2 separate regions of the Homo sapiens genome follow, and region 1 is linked to region 2. A link is a contact called in ENCODE Hi-C or POLR2A ChIA-PET data. All regions are on one chromosome and are shown on one strand. The core of a region is the stretch at or near the end of the contact, and the rest is flanking DNA. Distances in the headings are between cores, read along the strand shown.

Region 1 (4,007 bases), core at 1,092-3,591, 140 kb after region 2:
TTCTGTGACCTGGGGCACAACCAGCATTCGGAAGCAATGACATCATGTATACTCATTCATCTAGTCCTCAAAGCAACACCATAGGAGAAGGACTGGGATTACCCCCACTTTATATATGGAGAAACTGAGGCACAGGATGGTGAAGTGAGCAGCCCGAGGCCACACCCTAATACATGACAGGGCTAGGATTCACTCCAGGCAGCCCCGCCCCTGGACCCTAGCACTCAGCCATTGTGTGACAGGATCTCTGAACATCCCCATTTTAGATGGTGGAACTGAGATCCAGAGGGAAAAATGACTCCCCCAGATCTGCACAGCTGGGACCCAGCAGAGCCCAACACACAGCAGGTGCTCTGGAAACATTTTCCTAATCCTACTTCTCAGACCTGGGGAAGTAGGGTGGTTCCTAGCTGACACTGTCCCTCCATTACCCTTTCCTCACCCCAGGGGTCCTACTGGATCCAAGCCGGACATGGTGGGCAGGGAGGAGTGCTCGGTAGGCTGAGGCTGCTTCAGCTGCTGCCTCCAGCTGCCCCACGTTGGGGCCCTGTGCCTGCTGTCTGGGGACGCGGCTGCTGGGCTCCCTGGTGCTCCCCACCCCCACATTCCAATCTATGTATCCCCACCCCCGTGTCTACCTGTGTGCAGTTGATTCTGTTCTCTCCACTTTTGTCCCTGACTGTATCTGACTCCTAGGCTTCTCTCTCTCTCTCTCCCTGCCCCCTCTCTCTCCTTCTCTTTTCTACTCCATCTTGTCTCTGCCTGCTGTCTCTGTGGGGTATCCACTCTCTGTCTGGGTTCCTCTCTGTCACTCTCTCTCATCATCTCTGAGATATGGGACATATATCCATGGTTCTTTGCCACAGACATTTGGGGCTCTCAAAAGTGAGAACGTGCAGCTGGAAATGCCTCAGAGACCACCTTGTTCCACCAATGGGCAGTCAAAGCCAGATGTGCCTTAAGACTTGCCTGAGATCGCTCGGCAGGTGAGAGAGGGTAAGAAATTTCCCCACCCCACGGATTCAGCCAGAGGTGTGCCGCCCACGGGGTCCAGGCTCTGCAGCCCCTCCTCCTCCTACCCAGCTCCGAGACTGCTGGGGTCTCCACACAGCAGCCCACCCAAGGCTGGCGGGTGAGGGCCAAGGGCTCTGTCTGGTGAAGAATAAACTCTGAGGAAGTTTTAGGGCAGAAGAGAACAACTGGACCATTCCGGAGGAAGTTGTAAGGGGGGTAGATACTACACATGTGCCTCAGTTCCTCCACCTGTCTCTCTGCATCCATGATTTTCCATCCCTTGGAGGGCCATGGCTGGGGAAGGACAGTGGGACCATCCTCAGGGCCCTCCGGAAGTGGTCTGCCTGCTGGCGTCGACAAGCACCAGTTTGGGGGACATGTCACCCTCCTGTCCTCAGTCACAATCAACTTCTCACTGGACCCTCTCCCCAGCCCAAAACCCAACCCTTCTATGGAGTCCTCCAGGCTCAGCTCAAGAGCCTTTCTTTCAGGAAGGTTCAGTGTGCCCCACCCACAGCGAGAATGTCCCCCTCCCTGGCTGCCTCACTTGTTGTCTCTCTAGGCTCTCCTGCCTTCTCTCTCTCTCTCTCTCTCCCCCTGTCTCTCTGGCTCTCTCCCTTTGCCACCTGCCCCCACACCTCCACACCTCCACACCCTGACACTTACCAGTCCCGCTTCCCTTGCTGTCGGCGTTCATCCTGGAGTCATGTGACATACTCCCCACCCTGCCCCTAAACTCTGTTTCCTGACCTCAATGCCAGCCCCTCTGCAGGGCACTGCCCCCTCCATGTCCCATGGAATCCCACACCCCCATGCAAGGGGTCCTCACTGGACAGAAGAGAACGCCGGGGCTCAGACAGAGCAGGCAACCTGCCTGAGGTCACACAGCCCAAGTGGCGGCAGCACCGATGTCAACACCCAAGCTGTCCGACCCGATTCCCAGGCTCTTGAATAGACCTGCCGTCTCTCCAGCTGGGGTAGGGCCTCTGTTCAGCCCATATCCCCTCACCATGGGGTCTTTCTGAAACAGATAAACCACAGGGGTGGAGTGGGGGCCTTGACACTCAGCAACACCCCGAGGAGGCTTCCCCTCAGGGCCTGGGCAGCCTGAGCCCTGAGCCGTTTCTGAGGGTGACCTGAATTGGCTCTTCCTGCCTGGTCTGTGTTTGTGTCAAGCTGGTGCCTGAGCGACGTGAGGGTGGGCAGGCTCCCCTGGCAGCAGCTGCCCCTGCCAGGATGGGCAGGGCCTGTGCAGGCACCAAGGATTGATGGTCTTTGCAGGGTGGGCAGCCGGGGCAGGCTGCGGAAATTCTGGGAGAAGCAGCTGCCTCACCCAGGGGAGTGGGAGGGAGGAGGAGAGAGGAGGGTGGCAGAGACAGCAGGAGGAGGGGTTTTCCTTGGGCTGTCCTTGCAGTGACATGCCTGCATGTCTGGGGCATGAGCTGACTGCCCAACTATGTCCACAGCCACCTACCAGGGCCCGCCCACCTTGGGGACAGGGCCGGCAGCCGGCAGCTTCAGGCTCCAAGATGCTCACCAGTGGCTTTGTAGCCTTCTCTCTGCCTAGGAACCCAGGAGGAAAGACACAGCCCCACTTCCTATAGCCAGGTGAGGGTCTAGGCACCTCCCAAAGCACATTCCACAAGGGAGGAAAGAGATGCGGAGGGAGCAGAGTGGCCTAGGGTCACACAGCCAGTACCCTCTCTGTGATGACAGCTTGTCTGCTGCCCCATTCTAGCTCCTAATTCTCAGTCATTCTCAGCCCCCCAGAGCCCTGTGTAGCATTTGCCCCTAAACAGATGTCCAGTGCTTGCTTGTTGAATGAGCGAATGAATAAAAACAGACAAAGCTGGGACAGAGGCACCTCAATGCCCTGAACAGTGTTCCAGCCTTCCTCTGGGCAGGTATGGTGATGATCCCCGTGTTATCAGTCAGGAAACTGAGGCTTAGAGTCTTAGAGTAGCATCCAGCTCAGGACTCTCCTATTTGGCGTCCTGGCAGGAGGTGTCTTACGGAGCCAGTGTCCACCCTGTGGCCTGCATGCTGTGTCCCCAAGCTACCTCTAGGGTGAAATGAGGTCATGGACGGATTTGGGGCTGGGAGTGGTTTCTGACCACTGGGCCACCTGCCCAGTGGATGCCAGGTCAAGCCCCCCTTCTTGGCCACCCCCTGAGAACTGAGGTGGCCCCAGGGCTAGGCCAACTGAATGTCTCTTCCCCTTTTTGATCATATTATTGAATATAAAGGAGCCTGGGAACCACACCCTTTGGAGCTCAACAGAGTTTTTTATGCCCTTAAGAAGCTGGCTGACCCCACACAGGCTCCTTAACCTCTCTGAGCCCCAGTTTTCCCACCCGTAACACAGGACCCCAAACCATGCCACCTGGATCAGAGGGAGTCAGACATAGGAACAACAAAAGGGGTTGCAGCCTTGCATGAAATACTACACAGCAGTGAGAATGCATGAATGGCAGCTACACATGCTGGCATCATGAGCCTCAGAAACACTACGGAAGGAGAAAAGGCAAGTTCCAGAAGAAGGCATTCAGTGTGATCCACTTTACATGAAGATTTAAAAAACACATATTTGGTATATATTATTTGTCAATACATTCATATGTATTAATAGTAAAAGAATAAAAATATACTTTGAACAAGAAGCATCAAGTTCCAGACAGTGGTTAGCTTTGGTGAAGACACGGAGGCATAGGTAGGTGTATGTTTTTGTTTTTGTTTTGAGACAGAGTCTCACTCTGTCGCCCAGGCCGGAGTGTAGTGGCACAATCTCAGCTCCCTGCAACCTCCGTCTCCCGGGTTCAAGAGATTCCCATGCCTCAGCCTCCCAAGTAGCTGAGATTACAGGTGCCTGGGCCCACACCTGGCTAATTTTTGTATTTTTAGTAGAGATGGGGTTTCACCATGTTGGCCAGGCTGGTCTCAAACCCCTGACCTCAGGTGATCCGCCCACCTCGGCCTCCCAAAGTGCTGGGATT
Region 2 (4,036 bases), core at 334-2,833:
TGACAGCTGGAGCTTTCTGATAAAGTTGTCAGAAAGTGAAAAGGACAGTCCCAGGAAGTTGTAAGCTTCCTGTCCTTGGAGGTGTTGTGGTAGAGGAGGAGAAGTGGTGGATGGGATGTTGTAGACGAGGTTGAAAGTGCACTGATGGGCTGGGTGCGGTGGCTCGTGCCTTTAATCCTAGCACTTTGAGAAGCCGAGGCAGGCGGATTGCCTGAGCTCAGGAGTTCGAGACCAGCCTGGGCAACATGGTAAAACCCCCGTTTCTATTAAAAATACAAAAAATTAGCTGGGTGTGGTGGTGCATGCCTGTAATCCCAGCTACATGGGAGGCTGAGGCACAAGAATGTCTTGAACCCAGGAGGCAAAGGTTGTAGTGAGCTGAGATCATGCCACTGCACTCCTGCCTTAGTGACAGATGAGACTCTGTCTCATAAAAGAAAGAAAAAGAAAGAAAGAAAGAAAGAAAGAAAGAAAGAAGAAAGAAAGAAAGAAAGAAAGAAAGAAAGAAAGAAAGAAAGAAAGAAAGAAAGAAAGAAAGAAAGAAAAGGGCAGTGATGGGCAGACCATGTCTGTCCTGTTCTTCACAATGTCATTATAACCTAACATGGTCTCCTCTTCTGTGCTCAGGGGCTCAGGGCCAAGGTGTATCTGTCTGGGCATCAGTTGGGGCCCCAGGAAATGGTGGAATGAGGGGAAGGTGGTATAAGCAAGTTGGGCTAAACTTCTAGAAGGAGAGCCAGGATCCAGGTGTCAGGAAAGGGCAAAATCCAGAGATAGTCAGAAAGAGAGAGGAATTCAGGGTGGGAAGCAAATATTCACAATAGGAGAAATGAGATAAAGTGAAAACAAGTCAAGATCAACTAAGATCGGAGGACAGTGGGTCCAAGTGGTCACTTATAAGTTGGAAAAGGTATGATGCCAGGTGCATTGGCCTAGATTTAAAAATGACCAGAAGTGGGGTGTACATTGTGTCTTGCTGATAACACTGCACTGCAGAACACTAGCGATCATCTTTTCAGGAAGGCCAATTCAGAAAAAACAGAAGGACTCATGGGCCACGTTTACCACCACCTAAAATACTTCTGTTAACTCTCATGAAAAAAAATACAGATATTCTTGTAACTTGGATTACATACTTTGTGCAATGTCACTTAGAAAATTGGTACTGCTTTTGGCCACTTTGATGTTACTCTCCAGGCCTATTTGAGAAGATGATAAGAGGTGGCAACTTTCTAATCTTTCACCTTAGTATAGCCCAAGCAAAGAGCTATATAGACCCTTGTGGGCTGTCCACATGATCTCATCTCTGCTGTAGAATTTCATCAAGTGGAATTTCAACTTTGGAGAAAGCAATATAAACTACATGGTTGCGTAAGGAGTCCACAAGTCTGAATACTTATTCTGTTAGCAGCCCCACCCCTCTCTTTTTCACTTTGATTTGCATGTAGTTTTCAGTCAGGCCAGAAAAAGCACTTAAAGCTCTCCATTCCATGACCCCCACCCTCCCAAAGGCGTGAGCCCTGTTGGGCTTTGGCGTCAGTCTGAAAGATCGTGCACGTTCTCTGTTTCTACCCAAGCATGTCACAGGAGAGAGCCTGACCTGGGTGGGGTGAGATGAGGAAACTGGATGACTTCCCAGCCTCTCATGAGTCAGGTGTTCATGGCCTCATTCTTTTATTCAGAGAGGATTCCTGGAACATAACCTATTTTCTGATATCAGTGCAAAAACACCTTTAGCGCCAAGTGGCACCCTTTGGGGTCACATCGATGGACCCTACAGGCAGCGTCCTCTTCAGAATGGGAGAGACGGACTGGGAGAAGCAGCCAGGAGGCCCTCTTTGCAGAGTCTCTGGGGCGATGGTGCAAAGTTTAAGTTTTATTCTAAGAGCAATGGGAAGTTATTAGAGAGTTTGATGCAGACAGGCCATGATGTGATAACCATTTTTAGAAGATATCTCTGTCCGCAGAGTGGGTGATGAAACTGAGGGAGGGAGGGGATGAGGGAGACAAGTTAGGAGGCTACTGAGGTCTCCATCCATTCGCATATTCATTCATTCTCCAAATATTTCCTGTACTCCAACTGTATGGGCAGCAGGCACTGGAGATGAGGCTCCCTACCCTGCCAGAGCTTAGGGGTGAGAACGACAATAAAAAAGGAAACAACTAAACAGAAGAGATCATTTCAAAGTGTGATGAGTGCTATGCAGAACATGAAACAAGGTGCTGTGATAAAAGGGACTGGAAGGGAGGTGACAGTCACTTCAGAGGGCTGAGGGGACAGAAAGCCTTTCTGAGGAAATGGCATTTGTGTTAAGACCTAATACTGGGACTGTGTGAGTCATATGAAAGTGTGGAGTGGGGGTAGGGGAGTGTTACAGGTAGAGGAAACCGTGAGTGCAAAGGCCTTGAGGCAGGAATGAGCTTGGCTTGTGACCAGGGAGTGACGTCTAGGAAGAGAGGTCAGCAGGGGCCAAGCTAGGCAGCTCCTTGAAGCCCCCAGTTAGTAGCTGGCTTTTATTCTGAGAGGATGAGGAGCCATGACAGAGGGTCCAATGATAGAATCCAGGGGCTGGCAAACTATAGCCCACAGGTCATGTTGGCCCACCTACTGTTTGTGTAAATAAAGTTTTATTGGAACACAGCCTCACCCATTCATTTACATGTTGTCTATGGCTGCTTTCACACTACAAGGCAGAGCTGAGCAGTTGTGACAGAAACCAGCTGGCCCACAAAGCCTAAAATACTTTCTCTCTTTCTGGCCTTTTGCAGGAAAGTTTGCTGATGTCTGATTTAGTTTGTGTTTTCAGAAGGTGACTGATTCTGGCTGCTGTGTGGGGTGGCATCATGACATGGAGCTACAAGGCCACTGTGGGACAAGAGATGAAGATGAGGTCTCTGCTTTGCATCAGTGCCTTTCGGCTGATGTTTCCTCCTCCCTCTGTCCCTCCATCAGACAGAGGGAGATGGTGGCTCAGCCTGGTGGGCTTATCTTTCTGGGTGCACACTGCTTCTAAGGACAGTGGCTGCCCGGCACACTGTGGCCAGCCAGGCAGACTCTGCTTTGCCGGGTGAACTTGGCAAGAGGAGTTCACTGCTGCTTCTGGAGCCTCCACCCAAACCAAAACTGCCTGTCTTTTGTCTGCGACACCTCGTCACCAATTTAGGGCTTAGGAGACAGCATGGGCCAAGCAGCTGCTTCCCATTCCCCGCTTGTCCCATGTCAGCAGCTGCTCATGATTGCCAAGCGTGCCCACACCACTCCCAGCAGACGGCAAGAGGCGCTGTGAGAAAAAGATCTAGTGTCCAAATTGCAGGGCAGATTGCTTTTGTTTTGTTTCTTAAGAAAAACATGAAATAAGTAAAATAGTTGAGTATTGTATTAGAAAACTAACCCCAAACATCTGGGTTTTTGGTACTGTGGTAGCTTATTTTCATTCTTTTGTTTGTAACTGACAAATATTCACAAAATAATTGAGTTGGTACAATTTTTTAAAGAAGGAAAACCATCCACGTTGTGTAAAGACATGGTGAGGATGAGAGCAGGGACAAGAACAGATGATTTGGAATGATATCACAGCTGTCCCCAAGTAGCTCTCTCTGGTGGAGCTTATTTCAACCAGAATTTATTGAGCACCTACTCTGTGCCAACTATTGTCAGGTACTCGGGAGGCTGAGTGAAATAAAACAAGGTCCCTGCTGTCTGGGCACTCACAATCAGATAACAATGACTATAAGAGTGGCAATATGACAATATAACCAAAACAAAGCACTTGTGATAGTCCTTCATCCCCACAACATCCCTCTAATGTAGGTATTCTCCTCCCAATTTTAAATTGACATTTGAAGAGGAAATGCCAGAGTTGGGATTTGAAACCCATTTATTTGCCTTCAGAGCCTTCTGCTGCCCCTTGGATTAGTAGAGCTAGAACTAGTCAGTGTAAGTTCTAGGGAGGTAGGTTTCAGCCCAAGAACAGAAGGGCAACTAAAAAGGTGATGAGCTGTGTGTCAAGGGTGTTGTGTAAATCAAGGCCTACGG

What was found. Hi-C counts contacts between places; a loop is a spot of excess contacts on that map. ChIA-PET counts read pairs that join two places held with the same protein, here RNA polymerase II (POLR2A). Pooled maps may share reads with other maps.
Region 1: a map of cardiac septum shows a loop between it and region 2 (10-fold over the local background). The contact joins two enhancer-like sites. A Hi-C loop is called at or near these places in 3 of 168 maps with a recorded cell type or tissue (cardiac septum, heart left ventricle and left cardiac atrium) and 4 of 50 pooled maps. POLR2A ChIA-PET finds 5 or more read pairs at or near these places in 1 of 52 experiments (OCI-LY7).

What each region holds. Positions count from the first base shown.
Region 1 is chr3:14,372,315-14,376,321 of GRCh38, forward strand. No RefSeq gene overlaps it. Among named protein-coding and RNA genes, the nearest start is that of LINC01267, 22 kb to the left of the region's middle. Within about 2 kb of position 2,342, at least 6 of the 41 ENCODE cell types and tissues checked have a DNase peak (open chromatin) inside an H3K27ac peak, as active enhancers do.
Region 2 is chr3:14,232,953-14,236,988 of GRCh38, forward strand. No RefSeq gene overlaps it. Among named protein-coding and RNA genes, the nearest start is that of LSM3, 56 kb to the left of the region's middle. RefSeq lists cis regulatory regions at 1-259, 1,546-1,661. Within about 2 kb of position 1,584, at least 11 of the 41 ENCODE cell types and tissues checked have a DNase peak (open chromatin) inside an H3K27ac peak, as active enhancers do.